Linked DNA regions of Mus musculus: all the other regions are linked to region 2. The links are chromatin loops, found by intact Hi-C in ENCODE. Cell type or tissue: left cerebral cortex. All regions are shown on one strand.

The links. Peaks named below come from ENCODE experiments on the same cell type or tissue, not always from the same donor. Only the 100,000 strongest peaks of a DNase experiment are listed, where the experiment ranks them.
Region 1: a loop joins it to region 2, with 11 times the contacts of the local background. A loop is called at or near these places in 9 of 42 quality-filtered maps.
Region 3: a loop joins it to region 2, with 2.1 times the contacts of the local background. A loop is called at or near these places in 2 of 42 quality-filtered maps.

The regions. Positions count from the first base shown.
Region 1 is chr9:61,368,495-61,376,494 of GRCm38, reverse strand. It overlaps Tle3 (transducin-like enhancer of split 3), which reads right to left and starts at 4,129. Exons shown (of 20, transcript NM_009389.2): 1 at 3,034-4,129; 2 at 2,442-2,542; 3 at 1,917-1,980; 4 at 922-966. The coding sequence starts at 3,057. Gm34157 (a long non-coding RNA gene) reads left to right here and starts at 6,005. Exons shown (of 3, transcript XR_379512.3): 1 at 6,005-6,111; 2 at 6,208-6,335; 3 at 6,765-7,893. In left cerebral cortex, CTCF peaks have their summits at 2,230, 3,046, 4,229 (motif pointing left), 6,763 and 1 weaker place; DNase peaks (open chromatin) are centred at 5,905, 6,482, 6,953, 7,703 and 10 more places; H3K4me3 peaks cover 6,008 bases; H3K27ac peaks cover 4,081 bases.
Region 2 is chr9:61,205,365-61,213,364 of GRCm38, reverse strand. It overlaps Gm34105 (a long non-coding RNA gene), which reads right to left and starts at 6,686. Exons shown (of 4, transcript XR_379511.1): 1 at 6,531-6,686; 2 at 5,725-5,845; 3 at 1,660-1,801; 4 at 450-600. In left cerebral cortex, no CTCF peak of the experiment used is centred here; DNase peaks (open chromatin) are centred at 1,554 and 3,204.
Region 3 is chr9:61,694,854-61,702,853 of GRCm38, reverse strand. No RefSeq gene overlaps it. Among named protein-coding and RNA genes, the nearest start is that of Gm34770, 37 kb to the right of the region's middle. In left cerebral cortex, a CTCF peak has its summit at 4,737 (motif pointing right); DNase peaks (open chromatin) are centred at 199, 3,437 and 4,794.

The sequences.
Region 1 (8,000 bases), 160 kb before region 2:
ATTATAGGCAGCCTCTCCTTGGAACACAAATAGACAAACAGGCCTCTCCCACAGCCTGGCCTAGCTCAGGACTAGCTACTGATATGCTCGAGATAAAGAGTGTTTGTATTTGCTGGGTTTGAGGTATACTGTTATTAGAGGGTGACAATGTGAGGTAGTTTACATATCCATCAAAGGATACCACACTAGCTAAACTGGTTTGACTTCAGGATTACAAAGCTGAGCTCAACTGCCAGCCGGCTCAAAAGGCCTGGTGAGGCTGGCCCCTGGGCAAGTTACTTCACCTCTGGGCTTCAGCTTCCTCCTGTGAAATGGGACACAGCTGCCTTCAAATAAAGAGAGTTGAGAAACTCCTCCTAAACGCAAGGCACAGGATTGCATTTCACTCTGGCTTTAAGTTTTCTAGGCCGTTAGTGGCTTCATTCCCTTACATTTCAACAGCTCAGCCTGGCTTTTAAAGGCCCTTGAAGTGTAATCTTATCAAGGCAGTACCTCTCTCTCTCTCTGTCTCTCTCTGCAAGGAAAAGAAAGAAGAGGGGCAAGGAACTCTGCCTATGTTTCCTTTTTGAAAATTTTACATTAAAACAGATAGAAGCAGACAGCCAACTCTCTACCTCCGGGTGTCACACAGCTCCTGGGAGACAACTGGACAACTTTCCCTTAGGTCTTTGGGTCTTTATCCACCCAGATCCCAGACCAGGCCTAAGTTCACAAATGCTAAAAGCCCAATATAACCCAGCAGAGCCCAGACAGGCACCAGGCCTTCATTCAGACCACTCACTGAACATTTATCCTTCAAGACCAAGTGGGAATACAAAAAAGAACCAGGCTCACTTTCAAATGGGAGGATAGACCTCCAAAGAAATCACACATCTTACAATTTAAATATATATTATTTATATAAAAAAGGAAAGTACTTACCTGCTTGTGCATTTCAATATTCAAGCCATAGGACATCTCATAGTACTACAAAATTAAAAAAAAAAAGAAAAAGGAAAAAAAAAGAAAAAGGGTCATTAACAGGCAACCCCAGGACACTTCTCATTTTACCCCTCCCCCTCACAAGGCTTTAACAAAACCATTCACTGGGTCCAAAGCCACTAAAGTCCACCCACCCACAAAGGTGTCAACGCTGATAGGGGAAGTGGCTAAGCATTCCTCTCCACTCAGAATACTATACACAAAAATATATGTGCCCCCTCCCACAGGCACCCCCTGTACCATATGTGCTGTTTATACAAGGTGCAGGCTCTACAGGGAACGCTGTATACCCGTCTCCTCTTGTCCTCTGGGAGTTGGTTAGCACTGGGTGGAAGGTCTCTTATGTGGAAAGCCTGCTGCTGGCCTGCCCTTAAGTGGCTCCCATACCCACTCCCAAACGAAAGATGTCAACTTGAACTCAAGGTTAAAAGATATCTAGCTGGGGGGGGGGGGGGGGGGAGGACCAGAGTCCCAACTGAGGAAATCTTGAGGAGGGGACACGGGAGGCAGAGGGCTTTAAAAGGCTCCTCCAATCTGGAAAAACTCTGGGGAAGAAAGGTAGGCACTCCTGTCCCATTCTGCCTAGATCCCCTCTGCCAAACAAAAGTTTCCAAACACTCCCAGGAGGGCTCCAAGAGGGATTTTTATACAACCCTGACACCGGCTCATTTGACTCTTATGTTTCTAACCAGTTTAAGGCAACCAGCCCTCTGGGAAACCTTCAAAACACAACTGAAATGCTCTTTACAAAGGTGGCCAGGAATGTGTTTCTCTTTCGGCCTCCAAGTGGCAGGGAAGAGGAAGCTGAAGAAGGGAGCCCTCCAGGGGGCTGTCCTGAAGCTGGGCCTAGCTCGGGTCTGCGACTGTCCCAAAGCCTGGGTGCCCTGCCCTGCCCTGCCCTCCCTCCCTCCGCCCTGCTGCGGGCTGCCTCTCACCATCACATAATGGCGCTGCATCTCCGTCTTCTCGTTAGCCAGCTTGTCATACTCCACTTTGAGGCTGTGAGGGCAGGAAGAGACTCTCAGGCCTGGCGCTTACACCGCCTCCTTCGAGACCTGGACCCTAGGGCCTAGGAGGACCACTTCACTTGCCCGGCACCCTGAGTAACCCATTCTCTAGCATCCTCCGGGCAGTGAGGGTGGCTGCCCACCACCCGGAGCCTAGCAGTACCAACTCCAAACTTCCCTTGATCTAGCGAGGGGACTCGTCTCGGCCACGCGGGGGCGGGCCCGGACGAAGGCGCAAGACCCCGACCCTCGACAGGGCGGGCTTTAGGAGCTGGGAGATCGCAGAACGCAAAGGGTTAAGGCTGCGCGCTCGGTGAGGGGAAACAAAAGGCGGAGGCCCAGCCGCCCCGCAGCCGGGGGTCGACGTCCCCCTCGGCCCCGCGGGGGGGGGGTAGCAGGAGCGCGCAAGGCCGCCCTCCTCGCCAGCCCGGGGCCACCCCCCACCCGCCTTACCTGTGATACTGAGCTTGCAGGAACTGGAATTCGTCTTTGATCCTGTCACAGGACTCGGCCACAGTGAATTTAAATCCCGGCTGCCCGGGTTGATGGGGTGCCTGGAGCCCACAAGGACAACATAGGGGAGAGGAGTGGGCACATCAGAAGGGCTCCACGCGGCCCCGTGCCTCCTCTGGGTCCCTGGCCCCCTCCCCGCCGGGAGCCTCCGGCAAGGCCACCACCCCACAGCCCAGAACCTTCCCAGCAAGTTTTTCAACGCTCTCCCGACGGGGCCCGGAAGCGGGCATCCCGACCACCCCCAAAGCCAAAAGGGCTCTGGCGGCCAAGTGCCGAGAGCGCGAGTTGGAAGACTTAGGAGAGGGGCCGGGGCGGAAGCCAGCGTCCCCCTCCAACGCAGGCCGCCCGGGCCACTCGAGCGCAATTACCCTTGGCTCTCTACGGCGCCCCCACCCACCCAGCCCCTTTGTGTGAGCGCACACACGCGCGCGCACCATAAAGGTAGCAACAAGCAAAATGGAGGTGCTAGATAAACTGCCTCGTTTACCCTGCCATGATAGATGCTTAAATAAGCCTAGTTGCAATTACTCACCGGATGTCTGCCTTGCGGATACATGGCAGGGAGGGGTCGCGATTCCGAGAGCTTGGAAGCGCTGAGAGCCCGAGCCGGGGACGTGCGGGGGAGGGGGGAGGCGAGCCCGAGCGGGGGGCGGCCGGGGAACCGAGAGCTCGCCCCCGGCCCCCCCAGCCCGCTCTCGCAGCGAAATCCCAGAGTCGGGCGTGCGCCCCAAGTGCAGACAAAGAGCGGCGGAGCGAGCGGCAAAGTCGTCGGCGGGCTCGCGCTTTGTGCGCCTAGGGCTCGGCCGGCTGCGGCCGGCCGCCTTCCCCCGGCTGCGTGAACAGTGTCAGAAGCCGGGTCTGCGTGGACATCATCGGCTCCCTGGCGGCTCCAGTGCGGAATCCCGAGGCCGGGGGTTTGCGGGAAGGGGGATTCTCCTGTCCCCTCACGGGTCAATCAGGACGATGAGGCTGGAGGGGGGCGCGTCTGGGCAGCCCGGAGCATCCGGGGCGCGCGGGTCAGATCCCAGAGGCGGTCGGGCCCGGAGCTCGCGGCGAGAAGAGAAAGGAAGCAGGCCACCGAGGTGACGGCTTGAGGACCGTGGGTGAGGGCTAGAGCCCAGCGAGGACGCTTCGACGCCCCCCCACCCCCCTCGGAGAGGAGAGCCTGCTGTTCCGTCTGCTCCTGCCGCCGCCGCCAGCCCTTCCCAGGGTCGAGGAGGAACTCCGGGCTCAGTCGGTGCAAATAATGAGCCGTGGCATCCTAACTCCAGCCGGCATAGGAAGCCTCGGCGAAGGGGTCCTCTGCTTTCAAGTGGATCGGCCGCGTCTCTGGCGAGGAGCGGTCTGCGTCCTGCCGCCTAGGAGCGCGCAGGCTGGAGAGCACCGGAGGGGGAGACGTAGCCCGAGCCCGGGAGCTCTGCGGCTTCTTTCCTTCCTCCCAGCCTGGCTCTCCTCTCCGCGCCCCGACAAACCCCCAAAACACACAAGCACACGCACTCAACACACACACGTACACGCACTCAAAAAAAAAAAAAAGTGCCTCGGACCTGCGGATACCACACACAGACAGGCGAAGGGGGCCGAGCACGAGGTCTGAACTGCCGCGAGAGCAGTTCCAAATAGGGACTGAAAAGTAACAAAATAATGTGGCGGCTTCGCCTAGCGTTGGCCAATGGGAGTGCGAGGCTCCCACGTGGGGCCACGGGACTCGGACTGCGACTGGGCGCCGCCAGGCGCGACGTCACAATGCCCTCTTGTGTCTAAAACTATGCATGAAAAGTAGCAATCAGGCCCTACCCGCTGGTGACTTTCGCTTGGGAGTGAAAAACAGCGCTCCTCACATCAGGAATTAACCGAAAGACATATAATAAATAGATATATATTATAGTCCTGGGCTGCTAGGTTTTTTTTCTTCTTTTTTTCCCACGATCTACTAGCAAATAATTATTTGGCGGGAGGGGAGAAGGAGAAAACGAGTAACAACAAAAGGGGGGGAAAAAAGGACAAGCTGTACAATCCTTAAAACCTGTGGCTGGTAGTAATGGATCAGTTGATTCTGCAGAGGCGGCGAACGATTGCCCCCCTCTAATCTCATTAGGGTTGCAAAGCAGCCCAATTAGATACTATAAAACAAACAGAATCACTTTGTCAGTTTAATGTTTTCACTTCAAAAGATTTAGGACCGATAAAATGCTGGCACCCAAAGTTACCTCCGACCTCTAAGACTGTTCTCCAAACTGAGTTTCTCTTTCTTTTATCCGTTTCTGCCCCCTCTCCCACCCTTGGGCGCCCCGCTTTTCTCCTTTGTTCATTCGCCCTTCTTTTCAGAAAGCCAAATAAACAGCGCCTCTGATGCAAGGCGGCTGCCGGCGAGGGGGAAGTCTGAGAACTCTGGCTTGGCGGGCCGCGCAGATGGAAGGGCCTGGCAGTCTGCGGACAACAGGCTCAGTAGTGCGGCTAGCCCCATTTGGGGCTCTTGCCCTTTGGGGACAGCTACGTCCTGGCCGCAGCCTTGCCAAGGCGGGTTCCTCAGCAGTGCTCCGGGCCCGAGATGGTGAAGAAGGGAAAGCACGGAGTTGGGGCCCTCCTGGCTACGACCCAGAGTTCCGACCCCGTTTCTTGGCCTGATGGCCTGCCTGGGCACATGCATCGGCAGCCACCCGTGGAAGAGCGACTGCGAGCCTGGAGCGTCCCTGGTCACCAGCATAGACACCCAAGGAGGCGTAGATATTCGACTCTGGGGCCCATCTGCTCGCAGACAAGGGTCACGTCAGGGCACACTGCCCACCCTAGGTCCGCCGGCCTCGGAGAACCAACGCCGAGTGGGCCGCCCAGGTGTCCTCGGGTCCCTCCCGGCTTTCCCACCAAGCTTGCACGCAAGCACACGCTCCTGGCCCGTTGCGGGCGCGCGCGAGCCGGCCGCGCGCCCCCGGAATCTATATTTTCCCCTCATTAGGAGCCTGAGTTTCGCGTTTGCATCTTAATGAGTAGCTGGGAGCGCGCGGGGACCTCCACGTGAGCGGCCGCCCCGAGATGGAGCCTCTCAGCGCCCGCTCCGGCCTCGACCACGCTCCCCTCTTCATTTATTTATTCTCCTAAATAAAAACATAAATCGTGTACGATGCGCACCGAAAAGGGGGAGGGGGCAGGGAGAAGCCTAGCTCGACAGATGCGAGCATCTGGCCAAAGCATCCATTAGTCTCAAAATGGCTCCTCTTTGGAGCTTCCCTCTCCCCTCCCCCTTCTCTGCCCTCCCCCTTACGTCACGGGTGGGCGCACCCGCTTCCTACCCGGCCCGCCCCTTTCTCGCTCCAGCCCCCACGTGGGGCGCGCCGGCCACGCCCCCGAGCAAGTCTAAAACCCAATCACAGACCAGCAAAGAGACTCTCGACTAGTAATTGGTGGAGATTCCGAGAGCTGTCAGTCCTTAGCCAGAGCTGTCAGTCAAAACCACGAGGGGTGGGGGAGCGCTGACAAATGCCGAGGCTTCTGAGCCTCCCGCTTGCAAATAGTGCTTGGAATGGCTGCTTAATTAGCTTTGAATGGCTTTTCCTTCCAGCTCAAACAATCTGTCACTACCATGTGGTATAAAGGAGCCATGCATAAAAAAGTAAGCAGAGGCTAAATATCAATTTGATTTTGTGTATCAAAGGAATATTTTATTTTTCTCCCTAGTAATGAAACGTATCAATTTAAATAATAAAAGGTAAAAACACACACAAACCCTGAAGAAAAAAAAAAGAAGAAGAAAAAGGAAAGAAAGAAAGAAAAAAAAGGAAGAAAATCAAAACCCAAACTCCACGGTGTTCCTACTCCTGCGCACGTCTGAAATAGGTAATTTCTATGGGCCGCGTTCAGGAGGAAGTCTGAGATTTTCCATCTCCACCGCCCCCCTTTAAACTTGCATTTAGTTTTGTTGTTGTTGTTCTGGTCTTAGGAGTGCTGGGGGGGGATGGGTGTCGAGGAGAGGTGAGGTTGGGGAAGAAGGGGAACTTTAAAGGGATCTCTTTGAAGCTGCTAATCAAAGTGCAGGGGTTTTAAGACCCCTTAAACTGGGGGTCGTACAGCAGGTCTTGATTTGGGAGCCGAGAAAAGGGGGGGGGGAGAAGAGCGGGTGTGCTTTTCGCCCAGATTTATTAAACACAATGCCTTCAAGATGCCCAAGCCAAGGCGCCTTACTCGGCCTCTCTCTCCTCCGTCTCCCTCCGGACTGGGTCGGACGGCGCCCTCCTCCTGGCGGCCGCCGATGCCTTGGGCTTTCAGGTCCTGTCTATGCGGACTGTGTACAGAAAAGCGCCGCAGCTCTGTCTCTGGTCTCCGCGTCTCCTGCCAGGGCAGTGATGCTCCCAAGGACCCCACTAGTCAGCGTGAGCTAGTGCAAGGCAGACTTCACATTGAGTTCTCCTGTGAACCCAGGCGCCAGCACCCGGCCTGCCACACGGATGATGAGCGTGATGGATGCGGTTTTGCCGAGCGCCGCCCCCACGGCAGAGCCGAACTGCTTGCAGCAGCGCTCCCCACTGTGTGGAAGGACAGCCCTTGAGCGTTTAATAGGTACAAAGCGGCCATGGTTACCCAGTACGTCCTCACTTCACTCCCAAGGCCTGGCTGACGGCCCGTCTTATAGAGTAGAAGAGGGGCTGATACACAAACAAAGCTTAGTAATAGGCCGCGAGCTAGGCAGAGAGAATTGGAATCCAGGACAGCCAGATCCACGGCCAAACTCCTTTGTTTGTGCAAGCCGAATCTATATGAGCATTTACTGAAAGACATTCATTCACTCATTCACTCATTCATTCATTCTAACCCTCTCTGAAGGTATGGTTGAGGAGCCTCTGGCTCCCAGTTCACCGTATCACCTCGGCTTTTTTTTTTCCTTCTTCTTCCTTCTTCTGTAACCAGAACCCAGAGCCTGAAAGGGAAGCAGGGCCCTTGGTAACTTGGTTCAGGTCCCTTAAGCTCAAAACTCACTACTGCTCAGAACCCCACCCCCATGCCACCTCACAAATTTTGTAAGAAATGGAAATGAGCTTATTTTATGCTAGAGAAAGATGCACACAACACACTGTCCGAAGCGCTTGACAATTATTTTAAAGAAGGAGGGGACTGAAGAAAAAGACTTCAAACAGCTCTGTCTCCAGTTCTAATTGGAAGCGTTTCAACTGTTTATGTTACAAGAAGTGTCAGGGTCATTTGCTACCGGAGAGCTGACTTTTCATTGGCTGCTTAATTGAGTACCTCGGAGTCCACCCCACGTGGGAGAGGAATTCCTGGCACATTAAAAAAAAAAAAAAAGTCACGCGGTGAGCTGGAAAGTCCGGGATGGATCTGCATCAGCGGAAGGCCCCCAGCTCCTCATTTGGGATGTAAGATGACTGTGGGAACTTGAGGTGGGGACAGAGATGCTTCTCTGGTTCCTTCAAAATAAATCCAAAACACGTTAGACAAGTGTTATTTTTTTTTTCCGGAATTAAGAAAAATGGCTTCTGGCTAGCCACC
Region 2 (8,000 bases):
AGTGATCATTTGATGCCAAGAAACAGAGACCCAATTCAGGCAACCTAGGTAGAGAAGGAGGTTCAAGGATCCTGTAGAAATCCAAGGATATAATCTTAAATCCATTTCAGGAATTGTGAGGCTCTACTGGAAGACCAAATAACTCAAACAACTTCTCCAAGATGGCTTGCATGTCTCTTGGGGTGTCTTTTTCTACTATCCAGATTTCCTTGCTCATTCAAGCCTCCCTATTCCTGATGCTCGGCTCATGGCTTCCTCATGACAGCCATGAGGTTGTTAGAATTCTACCCTTTCCCTCTTCTCTCTGAGAGCCCCATATGCACTCTCAGAGGTCCAGTACTCAGTTCTGATGGGCTTGGTCCATCTTTTCCAGCCATTCCTCACAGATCTTGGTTTGCTGGTAAGCCTATAACCGAGATCCTTTGTGCTGATCCTTTGGCCCAATTACCTGGTAGTTATGGGTAGTCATGAGTACCAGGCTTCATAGAATGAAATAGGACTGTAGGCTCTTGTCAGAATCTCCATGGGAGGCACGATCTCTTGACAAACATTTGCAATGAGTGCACAGCCATCAGCTCCTTAGTGCCCTCTCCTTTTAGACTGTGGGGAGGAAGGAGTTGATGAAATAGGGAAAAGTATTCTGTGGTCTACAAATTGATACACAGATGGGAGCAGTAGCGTGATTGATCCATCCATCCATCTAACTATCCATCAACCCAACCATCCATGTATCCATGCATCCAACTATCTACCCACATAAGAACCACTCCTTGGGCTGGGGAGCGTGGCAGGTAACCCAATTTGTGGTTGAGTCTGAGGCCCTGAGTTCAGATCCTCAATACCCATGTAGATGTGAGAGAATAGCACACACATCTGCATCGAGCTCTTCTACATGAAATGGAAGGCAGAGGCAGGATAATCCATGGAAACTCACAAGCCAGGGTTCACAGGGGTACACGGCAGAAAACAGCATGAGACCCTGCATCCAACCAGATACGCGACAAAGACTGATTTCTGAGGATATCCTCAGACCTCCATATGCTCACTGTGGCACATGGATGCCTCCCTTCCCTGTAACGATTTTTTTAAAGTACTTCTTGAGTTGGGCTGTAATCCTAGCACTCAGGAGGCATCCAGACTGCTGGAATTCAAGGTCAGAATGCAATAATTATGTTCCAGGCAGTCTGGGTGACACAGTTAGACCCCATACCCACACCAAAGAAAGCAAAAGATAAAAGGAGAAGAACGATTACTTAGCATCTGTGAGGTGTACCCAGTGTCCTCAGAACTAAGGAGGCACCAACATGCGCATTAGCCTTGGCTTTCATTTCCCTCCTCACCCCTGCAATTACATTATCAAGCTACAAGACATGCAACCTGCAAAAGCCCCAGTAGCTTTATCTCCGGTTGGTAACAGAGGCATAAACACACCCAAGCTTGATGCAGTAACCTACAAGTAAATTAAGCCACATTGAAATAGCATCTTTCACCAAGCAGACTGTGAAAGATTTAAACACATACTGAGAGTGGTGGTGTGAAAAGAACTGAGCAGACTTCCAGATCCCTCATGGAAGTGTGAATCAGTACAGATTCCAAATGGAACATCCCTTAAAATGGCAAAAAGCGCTCCTCCCTGGAAGCTTTGCCTCGTGTACTCACTGTGGGGACTCTCTGTAACTTCAAGGATGAAACGACCTAAATAGCCACCCACAGGGAAAAGGCCAGGTAGATACTGTGCACAAGCCCAGCAGACGCCCAGGTAGCCATGGAATTCAAGGAGGGACCTCTTAGGCAGAATGCACTGTCAAGATAAAAACACAAGAGAGAGAATCATAAACTGCAGTGGTGTTTAAAGGTACTGGGAGGGGCTGGAGAGATGGCTCAGCAGTTAAAGATGCTTGCTGTTCTTTTGGAGGTCACAGGTTCAGTTCTCAGCACCCTCATGACAGCTTAAAAACATCCTTAACTCCATCCAGATTCAGGGGATCGTATGCCTTCTTCTTGCTCTGTGGGCTCCAGGCACTTGCCAGTGCACAGACACACACACACAGGGAAAATGCATATGCATAAAATAAAAATGCATAACTCTTTGAATATTAAGGATTTATAAGTAGAAAACACACACATGCATGCATGCACAAGTGCATGTGTTGGCACATGCACCCTCATACACACTTCCCTGTAGAAGCATACAATGCACCTGTAAGAACTGACAAAAAACCTACCCAGTGGGATGCCTGTGCAGAAGAAGCTGCAGCAATATCTGCATGCTGCAGAGAGAGCTACCTGCCTTGAGTTCTTTTCCCAATAGGCTCTGGGAGGGACTCTCTGGCAACCCAGACACACCTCTGGCCCAAATGACAAGAATTTACAAATGAGCAATTGCAGTAAGCATAGCTCCTAAGCACAGCTCAAATTGAGGGCTTAGATCTCACCCGGATGGTGTCCCAGCTTTCTGTGCCTGGTGAGCCAAGCAGTACAGCCATGTGGCTATTAGGGATGAGGACCATGAAGATAGTGACCTCTTGGTGACTGTTCTGGGGAGCTGGGGCCAGTGAGCAAGTATAGCTTGCTTCATTCACCTTATGTCTTCTCAGAGAAGACCTGGGGGAGATTGTGTAGCTATTGGTCTTTTCGGGGGAAGGAAGGACCCCCCCCCCCCGCCTTTTCATAAGTGAGGCCCTGTGACAGGAATGATGCTCATACAGCATCTACGGCTGCCTACACAGGAGCTGCACAAGGTCAAACCAGTCAGCATTTCAGCACGGTTCATGGAGCAGTTGCTTATGAGTCCCCAGTCCCTAGCTGACGTGCTATTGACAGTCAACAACTGCTAGAAGGAGAATCAATCATCTTTAAGGTGTGGTCCTGCTAAGTCAGCCATGCTCCAGCGATGGTCCACACCCATGCCTGCATGAGCAGCACAAATTGAACCCAGTGGTCTACTTCACACGAAGTTGGGAGGTGTGGGAGGGAGGTATATCCTGAGGGAGTTATAGAGAGGAATTGTGTGTGTGGGTGTATGGAATATGGATATGATCAGAATCTATTCTATGCATGTTGGAAATTCTCCAAGAATTAATAAAAGATTGAATTAGAATATTTCCATGACCACAAAATGAATGAGTCCCAAAATTGCAGCGCAAAGCTAGACATGACAGGAGTCAAGACGCAGAAGCAGGCGTAGGCGGAGTGATGGTGACACTCCTTGTACCTCACTGAAAATCTTGCCCTGCTTTGTCTCCTGCATCTTAAATGTTTGTGGTTCCTTTGCTCTACAGTCCACTGCAGGCCCAACTGTGTGCCTCTGGTTTCAAGAATGTGGGTAGGAGCCTAGAACATTTACTCTCTTATCTGCGCTGCTGCTATATGCCTCCTAGATTATAACCCATCTGATGCTGGTCAGACTCCCTAGGGACCTGTCTGTGAAAACAGGAGGCGTGGAGGAAAAACCCCTGTGGGGCATCCTCTGGAAGACAGAGTCCTGGAGTCTAGGGATAAGTTCTACTCCCTGGTACTCAAGAAGTGGTCACTGTATTGGTGTGTGTGTGTGTGTGTGTGTGTGTGTGTGTGTGTGTGTGTGTGCGCGCGCGCGCACGAGCACGCAGGCATGTGTCTGCAGATGTGTGGACCTGCTGTATATGCCTGTGGAAGGCAGAGGATGTTAGATATCTTCCTCAACCAGTCACTACCTTAATTTTTTAGATAAGGTCTCTCACGGAACCTATAGCTCACCAATTTGACCAACAAGCCCCAGGGATCCTCATGTCTCTGCCTCGCCCCAAGACTCCCCATCCACCCTGTGTTCAGATTACGGGAAGTGCTATGCCTAGCTCCTTCATGTGGCTACTAGGGGGTCTGAACTCACTCAGACCCTCGTGTTTCCACAGCAAGCACTTTATCAACTGAGTCGGGCCCCCAGCCTCCTGTATCAGAGAGACCTTGTCATCACATCAACAGAATGTCTGTCCAGACACAGCCAGGTCACTGGTATGTTCTTGTTCTCTGCTTTCTTTCCCAGTCTGCAGCTCCCCCCCCCCCGCCCCCCGCCCCTCTTTGCTCTTTAAAAGGCCAGCAGTGCAGTGTGGAACTGCCTCAGGCTTTGCTTTCTGGAGAGCTTGGGCTAAGGTGAGATGCAAGGTCCCTTTAATCTGCACTGGGATCCCAGCAGTGCTTCAAGATCAGACCTTGCCCTTGAGTCTGCATTTAGAGAGACTGAAGGAAGCTCGGTGCTTGATCCAGAGTCACACTGCAAGGCTGATGTGAAGACGGTGCTTGCAAACTTCTCTGATCTAAGTTTGGGTTTAGTCAGAGGCCTGGAGACTCTGCCTAGGGCAAGGCAGGGTTAGGAGGGAGGTCTAACGGGAACGAAAACATGGCAACATGGCTTGCCTGAGAAGTGTCTGCTGGCCTGTAAGAGCAAAGTTTGGCTGGCCATAGCATGGGACAGTGTACTTTAATGTGGTAGGCACTGGTTTTCTGGCAAGGATGGTAAAATCAAGGTCCCCACATGGACCATGGGTACATATTCTGAGGCTGTTCTAGACAAAGTCGTGGGGACATGCCTGGCTCAGGGGATAAATTGGTCCCCAGGACAGCACATTGGAAGGAGAAAACTGATTCTCTCAAGCTGTCCTCTGACCTCCATATATGCACCGTGGCACCTGCATGCATCCCTCCCACCACCTGCTTAACACACAACACGCATGCTAACTTTTAAAAAAGTGTGAGCATGTATAGAATAAAAGCTTTAAGTATCTCAGAAGCTGTCACTGTTTTTCCTTACTTTGGTTTTTTTTTTAATTGTTTTATTTATTTATTTTTTTTAGGCAGTCTCAGATAGCTCAGGCTGACCTTAAACTCCTTAAATTCAAGGCTGACCAATTGGATCTTCCTGCCTCTACTGTCCAAGTTCTAGGATCACAGCTACACACTACCAGGCCCAGTTTGTGGGCCACTGGGTTTAAACCTAGGACTTTGGGCATGCTGGGCAGACACTCTTCCAGCTGAGCTGTAGCTCCAGCCTTTTGAAGTCCCAAAGGGAGATATGGAAGAGACCGAGAGCTTATCCACACCATTGTCTCTTATTAGGAATTCTTGTGCTTCGATGCACATTGATGGGAATATCATGAAAAAGGTAAGACCTCTTCTCTGAGGCTCACAGGTATTGAATGTAAGAAAGGCCTAAGCTCACACGTTGGACAACAAGCAAGTAGCAATAATGAAACTGAACAGCTAGATGGCTTAGTTACTTTCCTCTTGCTGTGATAAAACACCGACCCAGGCAACTTATAAAGGAAAGCTTGTAATCGGGCTCACAGTTCTGGGAGGGCTGGAGTTCATGACGGTGGAGCAAAGGCGTGGCAGCAGGAATGGCTGCGGTAGAGAGAGAGACTGGGCGTGGTGAATCTTTGAAACCTCAAAACCCATCCCCAGTGACACAACAAGGTCACATGCCTCCACTTGTCAATCCTCCCCAAACAGTTCCACCAGCTTGAGACTGAGCATTCAAACACGAGCATAAAAACCTATGAGGTTAATTCTCATTCAAACCACCGCATTTGACCATGTAACCTTTTGAAAGATCTCCTTTTCCCCAAATTGCAGTAATTTTCACCTTGCCGCACCCGATACCCTACAGAGGGGCTTACTGAGCAGTGTTTGGAATGTTACCCAGTTAACTCCATCTTTTTCATCGGCTTGTAGGGGAAACCAATCACAAACCAGAGAGGTAACTCAGCTTGCCCAGAGATGCTCAGCAGGGGTTCACACAGGCATCCTGATTTCCTGGCCAAGGCTCTTTCTTCAACCTGGGAGAGATCCGCACTGCATAACCGTTGCCAAGCTATTAATGAGAATGAGACCTAAATTAGTTTCAGAAAATGGGGTTTTTAACATTGGAAAGTTTTAAACTATGGAAATTGGAAATTTAAATGAGTTTATGTGATAGAAATTAGTGAGAAGAAAAAGAAGCCCCACCTACTCCCAGCCTAGAACTCCTCGGAACCTCTCAGAGTGGAGCCCCGGTCTCCCTGTTTATCAGTCCAGTTAGCCACGTGTTCAGGAGCATTTCGAAGATGATGCTGTGCTTTCAGAGATAAGTGTGAAGTGCCAGGGAGGACTGGAGATTGGGGGTCGGGGAGCCCCACAGGGGGAGAGAGCAGCTGGCCCAGCATATGGCCCTTGGTAGGCTCCTCAGCTGCCCTGCCTAGGGAGTCCTCTTCCCAGAAGAGAAGCATACATACCACATTAGTTTGCAAGGCAGCACTGATTAGTAATTAAACGGCTTAAAAAAAAGGAAGAAAGAAAAGAAGGCCATTAAAGCTAATGCCATCAAAATCAGAACCTCAGACGCTGGTTCATAATTACGAATGTACCTTGGGAATCGCAGGAGAGGACATTTACATTTTAACATGCACACTGCACAGGCAATAACCCCCCTACCCCCCCACCCCCGCTACACACACACACACACACACACACCCATCACTGGGAGACCTGAGGCTGAATTCATTTATTCGGCAACTCACTCTGATCCTGGAAAAGCAGGTCATTCTTCAAGAAGGCAACAAGGAGCCCTGAGAAGAGGTTTCCCACGAGGGGGTCTTTGCCCTGATGCTCCTTACGCTGAGGGCACATTAACTGATTGCTTCAGCAAAACTTACTCTTCTTATCTTTAAAATGGGGGCAGGTTCATCTTCTAGGGCTGTACGACAGCCTCTGAGACAGTGTTCCCTCCCTCCCTCCTCCCCTCTCTCCTCCCCTCCCTCCTCCCTCCATCTGAGATCCTCCTTCCTGAGGATCTCATGTATCCCAGGCTGCCCTGGAATTTACCTTGGAGCCAGAGATGACCTTGATCTTCTGATACTCTGGCTTCTACCTGTCAAAAGCTAAGGTCACAGATGTGCCTCAACATGCCAGGTTTATAAAACACTGATGAGCAAACCCAGGGAGCCTGTGCATGCTAAAGAACACTCTGCCAGCCCAGCTACATCCCTAGCCTGCGTTTCTTTCTTACTTTCTCTACCCCTGACATTTTTTTTTATAAAAAGACAGAATCACCCTATGTAGCCCAAGCTAGTCTCAAACTCTTACCCTCGTGCCTCCGCCTCCTGAGCGCCTACATAAATGTGTCACTACAGTAAGCCAAGTCAGGGTAGAGCGTAGTTCTATGACACTTAATTAACACTTCGTAGGCGTTTGAACAAGCACCTTGGGCTGCTTGGTCCTGTGCTGGACATCCCCAGGGCTGGGAAAGAGTCACTGTCTTTGGAAGAGGCCCTGAACAGCTCTGCCCACTCTGGGCTAATTCAAGCCAGGGCTCAGTGAACCACAGCCCAGGGTCACTTGTCTCTCTCACCTCTAATTGGCTGGACAAGGGGAGCTCAGCCCTCCAAGCCCTGACTCCAGTTCCACACAAACCTCTGCATCCTCTGGGGTTTTTAGAAAGAAAAGAGAGAAAAAGAGAGAGAGAGAGAGAGAGAGAGAGAGAGAGAGAGAGAGAGAGGAAGGAAGGAAGGGAGAGAGAGAGGAAGGAAGAGAGAGAGAGAGAGAAGGAAGGAAGGAAGGAAGAAAGAAAGAAAGAAAGAAAGAAAGAAAGAAAGAAAGAAAGAAAGAAAGAAAGAAAGAAAAGCACCCGCCCTTGCACACTGGCTCACAGAGGCTCGGAACTCTCATCATTTCCCTAGAGACATCTTTGTCCAAGGGCTAAGAAACAAAAGTTAGGGAGCCTTTTTAAAATATAAAATATCAGGGCCAGACAGGCCATTTTCAGACAGTCCCCGAGGCCTAGTCAGCTATTAAAGATGGAAATTATATATTCATAACACAGGATATTGCTGCTTGCTTATTTATAACTTGCTCCATTTCAAGAATATTTATTCTAGACGAGAAGGCTTGATAATTTTCATCCAATCTACTCGTCGTAGCTTAGGGCAAAAGACGGGAACAGCTCAATTGAAGGAGTGGCTCTGAAGGTAGGTAGGGAAGGAACAGCTTGC
Region 3 (8,000 bases), 490 kb before region 2:
GTCCCAGGCGCTCGTTAATAGCTGCTGGGTATGTGTACGTCTCTACCCAAAGACGTCTAACCGCAGACTTCCTCTTGACTCCTGGCAACAGGGAGAAAACAAAACCAGAGCGGTTTTCCTTGCTGAAAAGGACAGAACCGACTTGTTTGCTTAATAAGCCCAGATGGTGAAGCTTCACTTCTAAAAGGAGAAGCTACACTGCCAGGCCAAGGAGTCTTGGCTGGGCAAAGAAATCCCAGGACTCCACACGGAGATCCCCTGCAATTTAGAGGCTCTGTGGTCAATGAGAGGAAACCACTGCGCAGGGGCTCAGTAGGCTTGGCCTGGAGCACCGCTCGTGACCCACGGAGCCTAGCGGAAGGGATACACTCTGGGGCTCAGTAGACTCAGCCTACAGCACCTCATGTGACCCACGAAGCCTAGTGGAAGATAAACACCCATGCAAGGAAACCGAGGCCTTCTCCATTCCACTACCACGGGGCCTCTGACCACTTCCGGTTTCACAGACTTCACTTAAATACTTATTCCCCACCCCCTTCTCTCGTTTACTGGTATTAATTTTAGCAATCGATGAATTCCCATTTTGTCGTTTTCCGTTTGCCTGTTTCACTAATTCAATGATGTACATTCAACATTTTTATTCTTAGTTTTCCTTCCTTAACAACGAGGGCTTTTGAAACTGAGTATTTTTTTTTTCTTGAGGTCAGATTTTCTCAGGGTCCTTTTAGAATTTAGAAAAAAATTTTCCTCTTTTTATCAGTTTCTCTATGGTTTTGTATATATGTGTATGTGTTTGTGTGTGTGCGCATGTGAGTACAGGTGTGTGTGTGTGTGTGTGTGTGTGTGTGTGTGTGCAGGCAAGAGGAAGATGGCAAATGTCTTCTTTTGCCCTCCCCCTTATTTTTATTTATTTTTTATTTATTTTATGTATATGAGTACACTGTAGCTGTCTTCAGACACACCAGAAGAGGGCATCAGACCCCATTACAGATGGTTGTGAGGCACCATGTGGTTGCTGGGAATTGAACTCAGGACCTCTGGAAGAACAATCAGTGCTCTTAACTAACCACTGAGCCATCTCTACAGTCCCCTTATTTTTTTAGATGTATTTTTTTATGTGTATGTGTGTGTGTGTGTGCCTGAGTGTTTGTATTTGTACCATGTACATGCATGTGGCTGAAGAGACCAGAAGAGTGTTGGAGCTCAGGAATAGGCAGTTGTGAGCCACTTAACATGGGTGCTGGGGAATAATCGCAGGTCCTTTGGGAGAGCAGAAAGCGCTCTGAACCACCGAGTCATCTTCCCAGCCTTCCCGCTTTAGCTTTAGACAGAGTCTCTCCCTGAACCTGCAGCTCACTGATTCAGCTGGGCTGGCCAAACTCAAGCCTTAGGGAGCTCCTATATAGACTTCCTTAGTGCCTGGATGGCAAGAATATGCTGCTAAGCCTGGCTTTGTCATGGCTTCTGGGGATCAAACTCAGATTGTGTGCCGTTTTGAGGAGAGCACATGAATGTTTAACATGAACGCACGGCAATGTCGGGAGCTGGCCTTGATTATTGAATGGAACAGAAGATGGGTGGGGGTGGTAGAGCTTGAAGAAGACAATTCTAGCTCTTCACCCAGGTACTCACATGTCCTAGATCTGTGATTTGGGATCACTGTCAACCTCTCGGAGCCTCAGTTTTGTTTTCTCTAAATTAGGAACAAGCGACCTGAAAGTCATAGAAACCAAGTCTAAGGAAGAGAGGGAGGAAGGAAGACAAGAACAGAGGTAGAAGAGAAAGGAGGGATGGAGAAATGAGGGAAAGAAAGATGGGACTGTAAGATAGAAGGGCTGAGGGGAAACAGGGAGGAAGGAAAGAGAGTGAGTGGGTAGCTCGCCACCAATTCACACCCAAAGTGTGAGGAGAGGAGATCTGATAGGCTGGGTGAGGAGCCCCTCCTTCAGCCTGGAAAGTTCAGAGATTTGAGCAAGCAGAGAGCTGAGGGAAAGTTGGTCAGGCTGAGGGGGAAGGGAGCAGATCTGGTCCGACTGATAGGAAATGCAGGAGTGATGAGCCTGGCAGAGGTTGCTGGTGGCCTTGGATGCTGGGCTGGCCTTTGTGTCCTAGGCAGCGGGAAGCTGAGAGGAAGACTAGACGAAGCTGAGGCCACTGTGTGGTACACTGTGTGAGGCCAGGCCACCTTTCCCAGCACAAGTCTCCCTGGCTCTGGAGAGGTGCAGACCAGGGGTCATCGACACACCCGTAGGAGTGGCCTCCTCAGACCTTTGGATTTCTAGAGTTTTCCTAACTGGGACCCCCTGGACTTTAGGAACAGCTCTTTTGCTTATGTAGTGACCTTAGGGCAGGCAGTCATCACAAAACCCCAGGGTGACTGATTGGGCCATACCTCTGAAGAATTAGAAGCAGGAAACCCAAAAAGTCAGGCCTGTGGCTCTGTTTCCCTCCCTCTTTTCTTCTGTTCCTCTCTCCTTGTCCTGCCCGTCCTCACTGGCTCTGGTTTTAAAGGACAAGTGGCTCTACATGCTCCTGTCCCGAACTCCCCCTATAGGAACCTGGGAGCGAAACTCAGCCTGGCTTGAGGGTCCCAGGAGAAGCTGATTGGCTACACAAAGCAATAGATGGGCATCAGCTATTGCTGGGAGAGGCCCCTCCATCTCCTAACCCCTCCAGTTTTGCAGCACGTTAGGATAGTCTTTAGACAACATGGCTCTTAGAGGAGGGGATACCATTTAAGGTTGTCTCTTCTGTGTAAACCCCCACGCAGAGTTATTATGTGCATGACCCAAGTGAGTTGTGAGAGGGGGTCCACACTCAAGGCAGAACTCACAGGTTTCTGTACTTCCTGGTTCAGAAGAGAGCAATGGCTTAGGAAAACTCCACAAAATCCTAGTATCTTGTGATTATAGCCAGTGAAGGCAGGGAGAGAGTCTGAGTGGAGCTCAGGAGGGGCATGGCAGGTTGGGCCTCTGCCATGGCTTCGTCTTGGGTTCTGGTCTGGACCAAGGCCAAGATTTACTTTGGTAAAGTGTTTGTCACACAGGCATGAGAATCTGAGTTTAATCCTTGGAACCCACACAAGGAACCACAGCAGCCGGACATAGTGAGGTGTGTTTCAAACACGAACTCTAGGGAACAGAGACAGGCAGATCCTGGGCTCGCTGGCCAGCTCTGAGCAAGGACTTCTGAGGAGCTCGGGCTGTTCTTTTGCTTCTCAGGTTCCTTCCTACAGCACCTGTGCGAGGAGCCCCAGAGGTTTGGCCATTCTCCCTCAGTGGGGATGAGGCTTTCTACTTTTTTTTTGGCTCATACGCTGCCTGAAACTGGGTTTCTAAGGGAGATCTTCTAGACTCAGAAGACTCTGCAAGCTTTCTCGTGCATAACGCATTCCTGAAATGGTAGAGGAGGCCAGCTGCAACTGAGGGACACGAGAAAGCATCGTACTGGGTGGGTGTGAACAACATAGGCTTCTGCTTCTATGTGGTGGCCAGCTCGTCGGGGAGAGGCTGTGACTGTGCCCAAGCATACAGCCTCTGGACCTACTTAGTCAGGATCTCAAGCCAAAGTTTGAGTCTCCCAAGCCTCAATTTTCTCATCTGTCTATTGGAACAACAATGGAGGAAGGAGAGGCCATGGTCCACAGAATTTAAAGAGACCAGGGGAGAGCAGCTGGTGCTGACAGGCTCAGCGATGCTTTGTTTTCATTACCAATTGGCTCTCCAAAGCCTCAGCCCAGCCTCGCCTACCTAATTGGCAGCTGTGTTGCATCTAAGATAAGGACCACTACTTTTGGACTCCTACCCCCAAGGTCCCCCTCTAGGATTTATCTTGGGTCTTACCTTCCCTGTGGATGCTCCTTGCAAGAGTCAGTGAACCTTATCATCCCTTTGGGGTCAGATCCATCCTCCTTTGCCACAGCTTTGCAGTGGATCTAGGAGTGAAACTCTCCCTCCCTTTGCCTCCACACTCATGTGCCCCTAGGAGGCCAGCAGGACACTCTAACACAGTCTATGTACCTCAGTGGTGGAACCTCAGTTGTGTTGTGTATCAAGTGGAGGGAGTAACACAAAGGACTTTCCTCAGTAGAGTACAGTGACATACTGCCTAGGAAGGGCTCCCTAATGGTTGGCTATTGCTGTAAATGAAAATTTCAAAATCATGCACATGCTAATGGCTGCATAAACTTCTCTTGTGTGGGTAGATGGTGATTTATTTAACCATCTCCTTGCTTTGGGGGCACTGTGGCTGTCTTTAGTTCTTTGCCGTTACAAATAATTCCACAGCGGACATCTTGTATATAAATCTTTCCATTTATTTCTGATTACTTCCTCAGAAGAGCTCCCCGAGTATTGCCTGTCTTAGAACAAAGTCCTGTCGCCCAGATTTTTCAATGATGCCCTTTGAAATGAAAGCAAAGCCTATTTTCCGTCAGAGAGAGAGAGAGAGAGAGAGAGAGAGAGAGAGAGAGAGAGAGAGAGAGAGAAAGAGAGAGACATATGGAATGGGTTAGGCGAGACTCGGTTTGGGGAAAAGGCAGAAATAGGTTCAAGATGGGATTAGACGTGTGTCAGGATGCCTGACACGGTGCCAGTTACAAAGCTTTCCTCCCAGCTCCTGGCTGGAGGAGAGGCAGGGTCTCGGTCCTCAGGGAGCGCTGATCTCTCTCTGAGACAATTTCAAGGGGCTTTGATGTTCTGAGCGTGGGAGAAACTCAAGTCGTGCGGCTAGCACTGCACTCCTCCAACCAGAAGGGGGCGGTGTGGTCTGTTTCTGTCAGCAGCGAGGCCTTGGCTTTGTTGCTAAGATTGCTCCTTAAAACTTTGGCTCATGTTTGCTATATTTCTCCTGTCTGTTTTTCTTCCCTCCCTCCCACCTTTACACTTTTCACTATCACTTAGATTGCCTTTTTTTCCCCCACCCATTCACTCAGGAGGAAGCTAACATATGCTTGCCTAGGCCAGACATCAAGACTGCTTTCAGACCCGCGCTGGATCCCAGCATGCTCAGAGACTCTGCCTCACACACATCAAACAGATTAAATACTTTTTTTTTCCTGTGAAAAATTATGACTTATTTTTATAACTTTGCTTTTGAAATTCTTTGGCTACAAGTAATTCATTTGATGTAGAATTGGCTTTGATTTCTCAGCAATTATCAGGGGGGCTCAGGAATTCTTGCAAAGTGAGAAAAATCTAACCTGCACATCGTTCTGAAACGTAATGAAATTTTTACGAATACTAAATGAAGCCCTTAATGAGGCTGATGGAAGATTTTGTTTGGGAGACATTTCATTAAAATTTTATTAATTTCCATTGTAAAGTTTCCCCTTTATGTTTCAGAGCCAATGGTTTTGGTGTGTGTGTGTGTGTGTGTGTGTGTGTGTGTGTGTGTGTGTGTTGATTTTTATCTCAAACCCTCTAGTGCCTAATGGATAGAGTGTTCTACCCAGCTTGGGACTGAAGAGTCTGCTCTTTGCACAGAGCCTCCAGGACTCCAAGAGACTGAAAAGTCAAAGCACTGTTATCATGGAATGTGTCAGAGAACCCTGAAAAAAACACCGAGGAAAAGGTGGCCAGTGTGTAACTGGAGTTCCAGCATAGAAGACCCGGTTCTCACACAGCCTTAAAAGGCTAGGCTCAGCCATTGGTCTGAATACACCATAAGACATGTAATCCTGAAAAGCAGAGAAAGATTTTATCAACTGTCTGGAAGAAGGAAGTTCAATGGCCATGAATCTGTCCTCAGGACACCTATGTGAACTTTAGATTTAAGTAGAGGAAGAACTGGACGGGGTGGGAGGGGAGGCGTGCATAACTAAGCAGTCTTGAGCAAGGTGTGGTCCTACAAAGTGGTCCAATAAATAGAGTCTATGATCTGGTCTGTGTCACCTGATCAGATACAAGGTGTGCCGTTTCCATGGTAGATATTTTTGTTTTCATCTTGTAGGTCATTCATCCTGCAGGGACTGGCCATCCCTGGAATCTAAGGTGACTGCAGGTTTAGGACAATGAGTTAGTTATCTTTGTGTTTCCAGTCTGGAAGAGGAAAGAAATAGGGTAGGTAGCCAGACACTCTCTGAGTGGGTAATGTGTCTATGAAGAGTCAATCATGAGTCTGACCAGAAATAAAAGAGGCACACACACAAAACACAACCAGAGAAGTTGGGCTTTCCTCCCGCCTCAAGGCTTGTAAGACTTGTACCTTGTAGTGAGGCTGCTTGCTCTCACTGTCAGCTTGACAGAACCTAGAGTCACCTGGGAAGAAGAAGGAATCTCAATTGAAGAGCTGCCTTGAAAGATTGGCCTATGAGGAACTGTCTTGATGGATGGTTGATGTAGACCCAGCCTACCATGGGCAGCACAATCCCTAGGCAGGTTGTCCCAGGCTATATATTACAACTGGTATTGAGTAAGCCAAGAAGTTCCTTCACGGTTTCTGCTTCAGATTCCCTCATTGATAGATTGTGAACTGGCAAACTAGAGGGGCTTTTTCCTTTTTCTTTCTTTCTTTCTTTCTTTTTTTTTTTTTTTTTTTTTTTTTTTTTTGCTTTTTACCCGAAGTGGCTTCTAAGGGCCTATTCTTCCCAAGACTAGCCCAAGTGAAATCTGAACTTTTCTAAGTGGATCGGATTGTGCAAGCAAGGGCCCAGAAAGTGTCCACATTAGAAAAGAACCTACCAGAAAACACAGCTGGCTGGCCACTTTGCTTAACCCAAGCTAAACTCCAGAGCCTTGTTCCCCGTAACCTTGCTGTTTCCTGGGAGCTCCTCTGACCTCCTGAGTCAGTCAGAACCTTTACTGCAGTGAGATTGCTTTGACTTATGCTTTTCACAGGAGACTCTGGGGGAACAGGGCCAGAGGGAAGGCCAGCGAGGGGTGGGAATTAGAGAGGGAGTGTCATCTGTCCAGGAAAAAGGCAGAGCAGAGCTACAATTGCCCCTCAAGCTGGTTTCAAGTTTGGCCTGAAAGTCTAGACCCTGCACCCTCTTCCTCTCCACCCCTACCAGTCTCCAACTTCAACCTTTGCTTGGAGGGCTGCAATGTTTCCTGCTTACAGGTTTCTCCATTCCTGGACCAACAGAGGTCCCCTCCCACTGGCCTCTGCTCTAGACAGCTTGTCTTCCCTGCTCGGTTCTTTCAGCCAGCACACCAACGATTACCTAATAGACTGTAGGCTACGTGCATAATTTATTCCTGTGAGTAATTGATCACATTTGGATGAGCAAGGGCCAGCACCAGGAAGAGACGGGAGAAGAGACATCAATAACCAGAGGAAGGAAGCTGGGCTAAAGTCAGCTAATTAGATGTCTCGCTGAGGCAGCTCTTTAAACGGAATGGGCTGAAGGTTGCAACTGACAGGTCAAGCATGCACGCCCACGCCCTCCCCTAGCTGCCCCCGTGTGGTCCAGCTTTGCTATAGATTAGAGTGTGTGGCAAGGAGCCCAGGCCTGAGTCAGAGAACTCTGCCACTAGCCCGAGTGATCTCGAGCAAACCTTTTTCCTCTGGGCTTTGATTTTATCAACTGTGAAATGGGGAGAGAGTGGGTTACAAATACGACTCTCAACAACAGAAATCCCAGAAGACTTGCAGACATAGATTGCAAGGATGTAGCTCCTAAATGATGCTACAGTTGATACAGGGCAGGCCAGTCATCTCCTGTAACTCACAGTAGTGATCCAATGGGCACTCTGATGGGACGATAACCCTAAGTTTGTACTCTGCTTTGGCCCAAAATATTGTTGGTAAAGGTGGCTTTCCTTTAGAGCTGTGGTTCTCAACCTTCCTAATGCTGCGACCCTTTAAATAGTTCCTCACATTGTGATCACCCCTAACCATAAAACTACTTTTGTTGCTACTTCATAACTCTAATTTTGCTGCTGTTATGAATTTTAGTATAAATATCTGATATGTGACCCCTGTGAAAGGGTCTTTGGATCCCAAAGGGCTCACAACCCATTGGTTGAGAACCACTGCCTTAGAACTTCATTCATTCTGAG